2 separate regions of the Homo sapiens genome follow, and region 1 is linked to region 2. The links are chromatin contacts, found by Hi-C in ENCODE. All regions are on one chromosome and are shown on one strand. Each heading gives the region's core, a stretch centred on a gene start or an enhancer-like site at or near the end of the contact. The rest is flanking DNA. Distances are from core to core; before and after follow the strand shown. Region 1 holds the start of EMX1 (empty spiracles homeobox 1). Region 2 holds the start of MEIS1 (Meis homeobox 1).

Evidence for each region. Hi-C counts contacts between places; a loop is a spot of excess contacts on that map. Pooled maps may share reads with other maps.
Region 1: a loop to region 2 is called in a map of naive thymus-derived CD4-positive, alpha-beta T cell, with 17 times the contacts of the local background. The contact joins the promoter of EMX1 here to the promoter of MEIS1 in region 2. A Hi-C loop is called at or near these places in 1 of 168 maps with a recorded cell type or tissue (naive thymus-derived CD4-positive, alpha-beta T cell), 1 of 37 single-sample maps with no recorded cell type and 7 of 50 pooled maps.

What each region holds. Positions count from the first base shown.
Region 1 is chr2:72,915,353-72,920,447 of GRCh38, forward strand. EMX1 (empty spiracles homeobox 1) reads left to right here and starts at 2,167. Exons shown (of 3, transcript NM_004097.3): 1 at 2,167-3,020. The coding sequence starts at 2,501. RefSeq lists silencers at 653-822, 1,963-2,382, 2,453-2,572 and enhancers at 914-1,531, 1,532-2,148.
Region 2 is chr2:66,432,961-66,437,628 of GRCh38, forward strand. It overlaps MEIS1 (Meis homeobox 1), which reads left to right and starts at 2,165. Exons shown (of 13, transcript NM_002398.3): 1 at 2,165-2,908. The coding sequence starts at 2,897. It overlaps MEIS1-AS3 (MEIS1 antisense RNA 3), which reads right to left and starts at 510. Exons shown (of 4, transcript NR_046438.2): 1 at 331-510. RefSeq lists enhancers at 339-691, 1,561-2,437, 2,025-2,124, a silencer at 1,217-1,316 and a promoter at 1,923-2,463.

The DNA.
Region 1 (5,095 bases), core at 917-3,416, 6.5 Mb after region 2:
GGAGGTGGCCAGTGTAGATGCAAGTCTAGGACGGTCGGTAGATTCCAAGCTTCTCTACCTGCCCAGTTAAACAAGTTCGTGGCCCCTGGCCAGCCTCTCGGTGGGGGTCTGCGACAGAACGGGTGGGATTCATTACCAGGCTAGGAGCGCAAGGCCCTCGGGCCGGGTTCAGCTTGCTGGGCTCCTGTCTTGTCTCAGCCCCCAGCACTTGCTCTGTCACCGCAGAGCACAGGCCCAGGCAACGTTTACCCAACTGAACCCGCATCCCTGTGGGAACCTTGTTCCAACAAAATCCCGTCGTTGTCTCCTTCCATATGGAACGAAAATCTCCTTCTGTACCTCTGCCCAGCTCCGCACCCCCGCCCCCTTAGAGATACGGCCTGGTCGGGTCCTGGTCCCCCCCTCGGCGGCGCTTCCACTTTTCCCAGACTGAGGGTGGGGAAAAGGAGGAGGGGGAAGAAATCAGAGGAGGAAAAGTCGGGAGGTAGGGGAGCCGGGAGACAGGAGAGGGGGAAAATAAAGAGCCTGAGACACAAACGAGAGGAAAAGACCATCACAGAAAGCTGGAAATCTCCGGAGAGGCCAGCGAGAACCCGCGCTCCCCACGGATTCCATCATTCCTTCCGAAGGCGCCTCTGCGGTGTCTCAGCCGTGCCAGGCCCCGGGGTTCCCAGGACGCGGAGGAGTGCTGGGTGCGGCCGCCTCGCCTCCCCACCCCTGGCCGCCCCTCCCCACCTCGCCCAAGGGGGCCGGAACGGCGTCGGCGCGCGGGGGCTTTTCGGAGCAGTCGAGTGGAAAATAGACTTTAACCCGCTTTGTGGCGGCCGGGGCGCCCTGAGCGCTCTCCAAACCACGGCTCCCGGCGCTCAGGCGGGCCGCTGCCAAGACCCGGCCTGGAGTCCCCGCAGAGTTGCGCGGCGCACGGACCCCGTGGCCTTGGGGCGTCAGGAGGCCCAACCCAGATCTGCGCGCCCAGGCAGCGCTCAGGCCGCTAGAATGGACCCCGGCAGCGGCGAGGAAGCGGAACTCTCTGCGGCTCCCTCTCCGCAGTGCGCCGGCAAGGTCCAGGTCCCAGCCTCCCCACCGCCGCCCGCGCCCTCCTAGGCCTCGGAGCGGCGCCTTTCTGCGGCCTCGAAGGTGGGGTGGGAAAGTTTGGGGAGTCCCGGCTCTCACAGCCTGTCGTGAGAACTGCCCCCGGGGAATTCGTCCGCCGTACGGAAAAACTGGCCGGAGCAGAGTCGTCCGCGGTTCCGCGGTCGCGGGTGGAAGGTGAAGGTCGAGGGAGGTCAGGCTGCTTCTGCGTGTCCTGACGGCTGGCGTGTTCTCTTGAGATGGGCTCGGGCTACTTGGCCAGCTTCAATTTAAGCCACAGTGTCTCCGAGGCCCTGACCTGGTCCGGCCCGCCGACACTTGAGCCCCCAGAGCCTCAGAGAAGGCGAGGGGGTGGATCTCCCAGTGCCGAGGCCCGCCGTCCTGGTCCAAGCCGGTCGCGGCACCGTGTCTGGGCACTGGAGCTGCTTCCAGCCCCGCGAACAGCTGGAGGGTGGCAGTGGGACCGCTCCGGCGGCTTCTCCCGCGCAGTGCCCCGCCTGGCCCCTTGTGAAGGGAGTGAGCGTCCCCTTTCCAGAGCTGTCCCCCGTGACATCCAGAAAACGCGAAACCTCAGGAACAAGGTCGCAGCTTCAGACCGCGGCCCAGGAGGCCGATGGTGGGTGAGTGGGAGAGTCCCGGAGAGCAGGGGGGCAGAGAGCTGGTTTTCGGGAAAACCAATGTGTTGGACCCCAAACATCCACCCTCCGCTCGGATCCAAGTTCTCTGAGAACTGAAACGACATCCCGGGACGAATGGGAGAGTTAGGCTGAGCTACACACCGGGGAGGGGAGGGTTGGAGTTTAGCCCCAAGCCCTTCGGACGCCTTCTTCGGCTCCCGCGTGGGTTGAGACGGCGGCACGGCCACCAGACTCAGCTAAAGGGCGGAGTCGCGAGGAGAAGCCAGTGGCGAGGGGAGGAGGAGGCCTGGATCTCCCCGCGAAGGCTCCAGTCCGGCTTTTGCCTCCGACTGCGGGCTCCCTCCCCACCCGCCGTCCCTCGCCCCGCCCCGCCCCGCCCCCCACCTTGGGGCAGGTGAGCGGCGGCCAATGGGCGAGCGCGGGGCAGGTGCCCGCTAACTCGCGCCTCGCAGCGCTGGGCGGCCGGGGCTGGGCAGGGCAGTGCGGGGACACCGGGGGCTGGGGTCGGTCCCAGCGGGACTCCGAAAGGAGGGAGACGAGCTCAACCCTCGGGCCTTACTGGCAGCTCGCAGCCTAGCACGGAGCCCGCGCCTGTGCGGGCGCCTGGAGCTGCCCGCTCCGCCGCAGCAGCCGCCGCGCCTGGCCGTACGCTGTGGCCGGACCCCGCGGTCGCTCGCTCACACACCCCTCGCCGCTCCGCGCCTGGCTCGCCCGCGGGGGCCGAGCGCGAGCGGGCGGGCGGGGGAGGTGAGGGGTGCGGGCGGGTGTGCATGTGCCTGGCTGGGTGCACACCCCGCAAGGCGGCGGCGCCAGGACGCGGAGCGCTCCCCAGAGCCCGGCTGCCTCGCACAGCTCCCGCGGCTGCGACCATGTTCCAGCCCGCGGCCAAGCGCGGCTTTACCATAGAGTCCTTGGTGGCCAAGGACGGCGGCACCGGCGGGGGCACTGGCGGCGGGGGCGCGGGCTCCCATCTCCTGGCGGCGGCCGCCTCCGAGGAACCGCTCCGGCCCACGGCGCTCAACTACCCTCACCCCAGCGCGGCCGAGGCGGCCTTCGTGAGTGGCTTCCCTGCCGCGGCCGCCGCGGGCGCGGGCCGCTCGCTCTACGGTGGGCCCGAGCTCGTGTTCCCCGAGGCCATGAACCACCCCGCGCTGACCGTGCATCCGGCGCACCAGCTGGGCGCCTCCCCGCTGCAGCCCCCGCACTCCTTCTTCGGCGCCCAGCACCGGGACCCTCTCCATTTCTACCCCTGGGTCCTGCGGAACCGCTTCTTCGGCCACCGCTTCCAGGGTGAGTGTCCACGCTGTGCCCGCCGAGGCGGCCGGCCGGCGCCCGTGCTGCGGCGATGCGGGGGAGGCTCGGGGGCGCGCGGGGCTGTTTAGAAGTTACTGCCGGGAAGGCTGCAGGTCCGCGGAGGTAGATTCCCAGGCAGGGAAGAGCTGTGCGGCATCCACCCGCGCCTTCGCCGCGTAGGTCTCCCTCCCAGGAAAGCAGGTGGAGACCTCCAGGCTTTTCTAGAAAATATACCAGTTCGGACGCAAGCCCAGGCGCGTCCTCGGAGCCTGTGCTGGCCCTCGCCACAGCCTGCCCAATTCTCTCTCCCAGCTGAGCCAGTCTCAGACCAGAGTACAACTCCTCCCGCTCTCCCTCCGCCCGGCTTAACCTCGCACCACGCTTCTCTCGCAAGTCCACCACCACCTCCGAGACCTCAGCCTTCGCTGGCGCGTCCGGGCGGGGGAAAGTCCATTCGCGTGCCCCAGCTCTGGGGGAAGCAAGGGCAGCAGGGAGGGCGAATCGGAGAGTTAATGTTCAGTGTGGAGGGCCTGGCTGTCTTGGGATGTTTCTCGGCAACCTTGGCCCGACTTCTCCAAGTCACACGTGCCTCTCCTACCCAAGGTGGGGAAGGTTTGCAGTAAGCAAACTGGCTTCCGCCGTTGCTCGCCGCCTTCGGGAGGGAGCCCACCCGGCTGCTGGAATACCGAGGACAGTTTTCCCGGGCAGGGGGCGGGGGCAGAGGGCTTTTAAGGTCGTAGCCAGTCCGAACCCCGGAGTTTGCATCCAGCAATCGGCTTGCTAATAAAGATCCTCCACTGGCCCTACACACACACACACACACACACACACACACACACACACGTTTCAATTATTTGTCTTTCCCGGAGAAAAGAGAGTTGCATTTGTTGGAGTTCGTTTTCTTCCTTGAAATTTGTTGGAGTTTGTTTTTTTCTTTTCTTTTTTTTTAAATTTTATTTTAAAGAGTGGCCTTGATTTGTACAGGCATCACTTTAGTTTCCAGTTTTATTTTGTTAGTGTAGACCAGACCACAGCCTTGTGAGAAGGGTCTATGGCTCAGAGCTAGGTAACCCGGCTTTTAGAGAAACAAATGAAAGGGACATGGCTGGAGCTTCGGCTCCAGGAGCTAATGTGACGGTCTGTAGTCTAGGTCTACAGTCAATTAGATGTTTGGCACAGTTGTTTAGATAATAAAATGAAAATTATCTCTTGACACTTTGACTTTCACAGAAAACCGCTTTCCCAGGTCCCGATTTGTCAGGCAATTTTTTCAGTCCCACCTGGCCAATAGATGCTGACCTGGCAGATACCACAAAACCAGAGAATGTAATTACTAGAATAAGAATTGTTGTGGGTAGCCTTGCCTCCTCTTTGAAGATTTCAAAGACTTGCCCAAATCCAAATCCGAAAAAACAAAAATGCTACAATGTCATCTGCCTTGGGCAAGAGTTTCTGCCACTTAAAAATAAATGTTTACTGATAACATGAGGATATCTTTAAAATTGAGCAATCTACCCTGGTCCTCCGTGGGCTCGATCCGAAGCCTGGGTCTCGAAACCTGGCGCCCAGGGGCCGAGTTGTAGTTGGGGCGGTGTGTGAGCCCGCGGGCCGCCGCGGCCGAGGGGCTGGCGGGTTGGAGGCTTGTGGAGGGATAGGGGCTCGGAGGAGAGGGCGGGGTCGTTCCTAAGTCCTGTGGCCTCCAGCCGTTCAGCTTGTCCGGAGTCGGCATCCTGGGCCGCACCCTCGGCTTCGAATCCAGCCCCTGACGCCCTCCGCACCGCGGTTCCTGCCTCCGGGCGCCGAGGGCCGGGGGCGCCTGGAGAGAAATCCAGCTCCGGCTCTGAGCGTCTCCAGTCAGGCGAGGCGGATAAATCCTTCGCAAAACCCTCTTGGAAATTGCCGCCGCTTCCTGAGCCATCAGTCCCAGCGGGTACGTTATCGAGTAGCACAAACAGTTGGATTTTTCCCTCAAGAACCGAGTCTGGACGCGGAGATGGAGCCAAGTGTGGCTGCATTTTCGGACCCGGAAATCCGTTGGGCACTGAAGGACTTTTCGAACCCTGTAGCGCTGT
Region 2 (4,668 bases), core at 915-3,414:
CGGCTTTATGGAAACGCTCCACTGTTGGGGGCAACCAACCCCGCGTTGACTCCTGCGAAGTGCTAAAGGAAGCGATAGATGTCGCCTAAGGAGACTACGGACGCTCGGTGGAACCTCATTCCAGACCTATGTTCTCATGCTCGCCCTGTGTCTCCTGCTCCTCGGAAGCCCACTCTATAGAATCTTCAGTCCTACCTCGCAGACGGACGCAAATTATCTTTTACTTTGCGCTTAAGAGTTGGCTTCAATACATTTTAGAGCTCCTAACCTTTCCCAAACAATCTTCGGATGAAGGGATACCCCCAATCTTGCTCAAAACTCTTTCCCTACCTACACCCCCTTGAGGGTGAGGGTTCAGTCCGCAGCTGGCGAGTGGGACGTGGGTGGGGGCGATGGAGGCGCGGGCGGGCTGCTTGGAGGGAGTCAGCCTTTTGGCCACCTTCAGGGCGGGAATAGGGACTGGCAGTTCGCATTCCCCGCAGATCGAAGCTCCCTGCTGATCGATTATTTGATAATTGATTTTCCCCGCAGCCAATGCGCGGCGGCCTGGGCGGGGGCGCCTCCTGATTGGCCGAGCACTCCTCCACGGCTGCCTACCGAGATTTGGGTGAGCTCATTTTCCAGTCGACCGCAGGGGGAGTTTTCTGCGAGGTTTCAGCTGGAGGGAGGGGGAAAAATCCTCTCGGAGCCGAGCGAGCTGCGAGCCCTGCTTGTGGATGTGAGGTTTCCAGCCACTGGTAGAGCTGCTGCGGCTGAGCCATCTCGGCAGATCAGAGCCCAGCGGACAGAAATATAAATACGAAAATAACGCCACTAAATATAATCACAAGGGAGAAGCTTAGAGCGGGAGAATAAAGAGAAGGGGTGAGGGGGAATTAAAGCCCAGGCAATAGGTGTTAAAGTTAAAAACAAAACAAAACAAAAAACAGTGGTTGGTTGGAGCCTCCGAGTTGTAGGTACAGGCAGCTTTTGTCTGAAATCTCAGCTTCCGAAGCGGATTTCTTTTTCTCTGGCACTGGGAGGTTTCGCCGAGCCGGGTTGGGGACGGGAAAGAGGAGCGCGGGGAAGGATGTCTGGGGTGGTGAGGGCAGGGCTTCGCTGGAGAAAGAGCTAGTGGGGCGCGAGGTTCTTACAGGCCCGGGAGAGGTCGAGGCTGGAGCCCCTCGGCGCCTCTAAGACAAAGGCAGCGGTGGCTGCAGCCGGAGCCTAGCACTCCGGCAGCGTCGCGCCGCGCCGCGCCGCGCCCTGGGCGCACGGCCGCCTCACCCCGAGCGGGTCGGAGAAAGAGCCTCCCTCCCAGCGGCTCCCCGGCCCCGGCTCCGCCCGCGAGGTCTGGGCTGCTGCGAGCCCGCGCCGGGTTTCGCTTTCCGACGATCATAAATAGCTTGGTGTTTGTAAACAGGCGCTGGGGGCACATTCCCCGCGCTCAGCTCATTGTTCCCTCCCTTCCTCTCTACTTCGCGCAGGACGCCTGGGCTGGGGCTGGGAGCCGCCGGGGCTAGGAGGTGGGGGAGTCCAGACCCGAAGTGACAAAATGCTAGCATTTTCTTTCCCCCGGCCGGGCGTCCACCTCTAACAGCAAAGAAACCTCTAAGCTGGGTCTGCAGAAAGCCCGAGCCACCTCAACCCCATGTTCTCAGGACTCCTTAGCAGAGGCTTTCCCAACCTGGCTTCTCCCTCCTTTTCCTCCACGATCCCGCTTTGACTTTTCTCCTTGCAGTGTTTAGTTCTGAGAATTCAGTACTTTGCGCATCACCCCCTGCCCCGAAAAACACTGGCAGACCCCAATAATTTCGAGGAAAGTCATGAAGTCTATGCGCGGAGCCCTGTGCAAAATAACTCCCGCTGCTGCCTGCCCGGCGTTGATTCCCAATTTATTTCAAGAGAGTCGGCTTTGGGGAGAGAGTCTGCAGGGGGAGGGAGAGAAAAGAATACTGAAAATAAAGCTGGCGGCCGCGGGCTACTGCCTGCGTTTGTGTGCGTGTGCCCTGGGTGTGTGGTGTTTGTGCCTGGGCGTGCGATTTAATGGAGCGCCTCTCTGCCTCTCCAGTGCGGCCAGAGCTCGCTTCGCGCACCCACCCCTGCCGAGGAGCCTACTTGCTGCAGCCCAATGCATTGTGTAAGACGCGACCTGTTATGGCCACCACTACTTCCGGGTTCTAGCATTCTGGTCGGAATCCACCTCTCCGCCTGTGCAACACACACTTTACACACGCACGGGGACTGCAAGCGGGCAGCATCGATCGTGGCTCCTTTAAGACAAACTCAGACAGACATTTTTTTTAACCCTCCTTCTCTAATCTCCTTCCAGTGCAGCACTTGCAAAGAGGGAGAGAGAGGGAGAGAAAGAAAGAGAGAGAGAGAAGAGAGAAACTGATTAGGAATTAGGACTGATTCAAGGGAAGCGAGCGCTAGGGCTTTGTGCATTTGAATATTAACATTTGAGGTGTTCTGACCAGAAGAAGACAGAGCGGATGATCATTCATTCACCACGTTGACAACCTCGCCTGTGATTGACAGCTGGAGTGGCAGAAAGCCATGAGATTTGGTAGTTGGGTCTGAGGGGCGCTCTTTTTTTTCCTTTTCTTTCTTTCTTTCTTTTTTTTTTTTTAAACTGATTTTTGGGGGAGAGAAGATCTGCTTTTTTTTGCCCCCGCTGCTGTCTTGGAAACGGAGCGCTTTTATGCTCAGTGACTCGGGCGCTTTGCTTCAGGTCCCGTAGACCGAAGATCTGGGACCAGTAGCTCACGTTGCTGGAGACGTTAAGGGATTTTTCGTCGTGCTTTTTTTTTTTTTTTTTTTTTTTTCCGGGGGAGTTTGAATATTTGTTTCTTTTCACACTGGCCTTAAAGAGGATATATTAGAAGTTGAAGTAGGAAGGGAGCCAGAGAGGCCGATGGCGCAAAGGGTACGTATTAAAAAACAATTGTGGAACTCAAATGTGAGATTAAATTGAAACGTGGCCGAAAGACACTGCTAAAAAGTTTCCTTTTTTTCTCTCTCTCTTTTAAAAAATGAGGCTCCTAAAGCCGTGGCCTAAGCGAGAGGATTTATTCAATGCATTTGTAGACTTATGTATGTTACTTGGAGTTGTTAATTAAAGGAATCTATTTATCTATAGATTCCTAACCAGCAGCTATATAAATAAAAATGCAAGCTCAAACAATCATCTGGGTTTTTTTTTAAAAAAGCTAGATACCTAAAGCTGTAATTTGAACATTCAGAGATCAGAAGTTTAAAGTTATGTTTAAACTAAAATATGCAGCTGGAAACTTCTGATATGTTATTGATTATGCTCATCTTTAATATCACTAGAAGTATTCAGCTTTTTAAAGGAAATAACTTTGTCATAGTATAGCCAATTTTTTGGTCAGAAAACATTCATCTTTTTATAGTAATTTCAATTTGTATAGACTTGTATACAAGGCAATATTTTGCAAGTTTCTCTTAGATAAGCCCTCTACTAATTGAATACTAAGCACACAGTTACTCACTTTAAAAATGCAATACTAATTTCCCCATATTCCTTTTTCAATGGAAATGCAGTGAGAGTAAAGTGAGACAATGACAACCCAACTGAGGTAGTTTCTTAAAAGAAAGGGGGTCTACAAAAAGCCTTCCTTGCATAATTTGTGTCCTGGCCCTCAAAGCCCTGTTTGCAAAAGAAAGTTACTAGGCTGACACAGTTTTCTTTACTCCTTTGGTTCAGGCAAATGTCAGCGTTCTTCCAAACTCTTTTCACACCTCTGGCTTTAAGGAGATGAAAGTGGCAATTCCTCCTTTCTTTGAAAATCATTTCACTCTCAGCGCCTCCAAATCTTGGGAAAATAACTGCCTGGAATGAACCAATTAGAAAAACCTAAATAGCTAAATTTCACACACACAAAATAATGACAATCAATATGAAAGTAGTTTTTTTTTTTTTTTTCTGGAAGAGGAAGATGGAAAGTTGTGCATTTGCTTTTGAATTTGCTTTAAACCTGGTGAGTAACATTTGCCTCCTTGACTTCTAGTCTGGAAACAAAGTTCATAAGAGTAAATAAGAAAATAGAATATTAGCTGCTTCAACTATAGATTTTCTTTAACTTTGGGGGTGGGGAATTGCCCAATTCTAAATTCAGCTCTGATGTTCAGGAAAAGCTACCCTCCTTTGAGTTTCACTTATAAGGGGTCAGTTAGTTTTGTATAATTTAGCAGAGTTTGTCTTGGAAAGCAAAAGAAATGCAGTGTCTTGTAGGACTGCCTAACCTCACGCTGGCAGGGAAATAAAATGAGAAGCCTGTCTAAATTCACGTGCTTTGCGTAGCTGTTCCCATCGTAACTTTTTTTTTTTTTTTTAATTCCCCCTGATGTGAAGGGGCTGTGAAACTAGGCGGGTTTGCTGCAGTGTCCTGGCACGTTTTATTATTGTGATTTTGAATTTCTTCCTCCAGAGACATGCCCGTTTCACCTTCTACCCTCGGGAGAATGCTTCTCTTTCTCTCTTTCTTTCTTCTTTCCTTCTTGCCAAAGGAGCCTGAATTTCTAAACTAGTTGATAGGGACACAAGTTAGGGCAAGATCATTCATCCCAGACGAGTCTCGCTGAGAATTCTGTATTTTTTACTTAAAGCTTTAATTTTAAAATAAGAAAAACTCAGCTTTATAGATGCAAGGCCACCGAATTCCG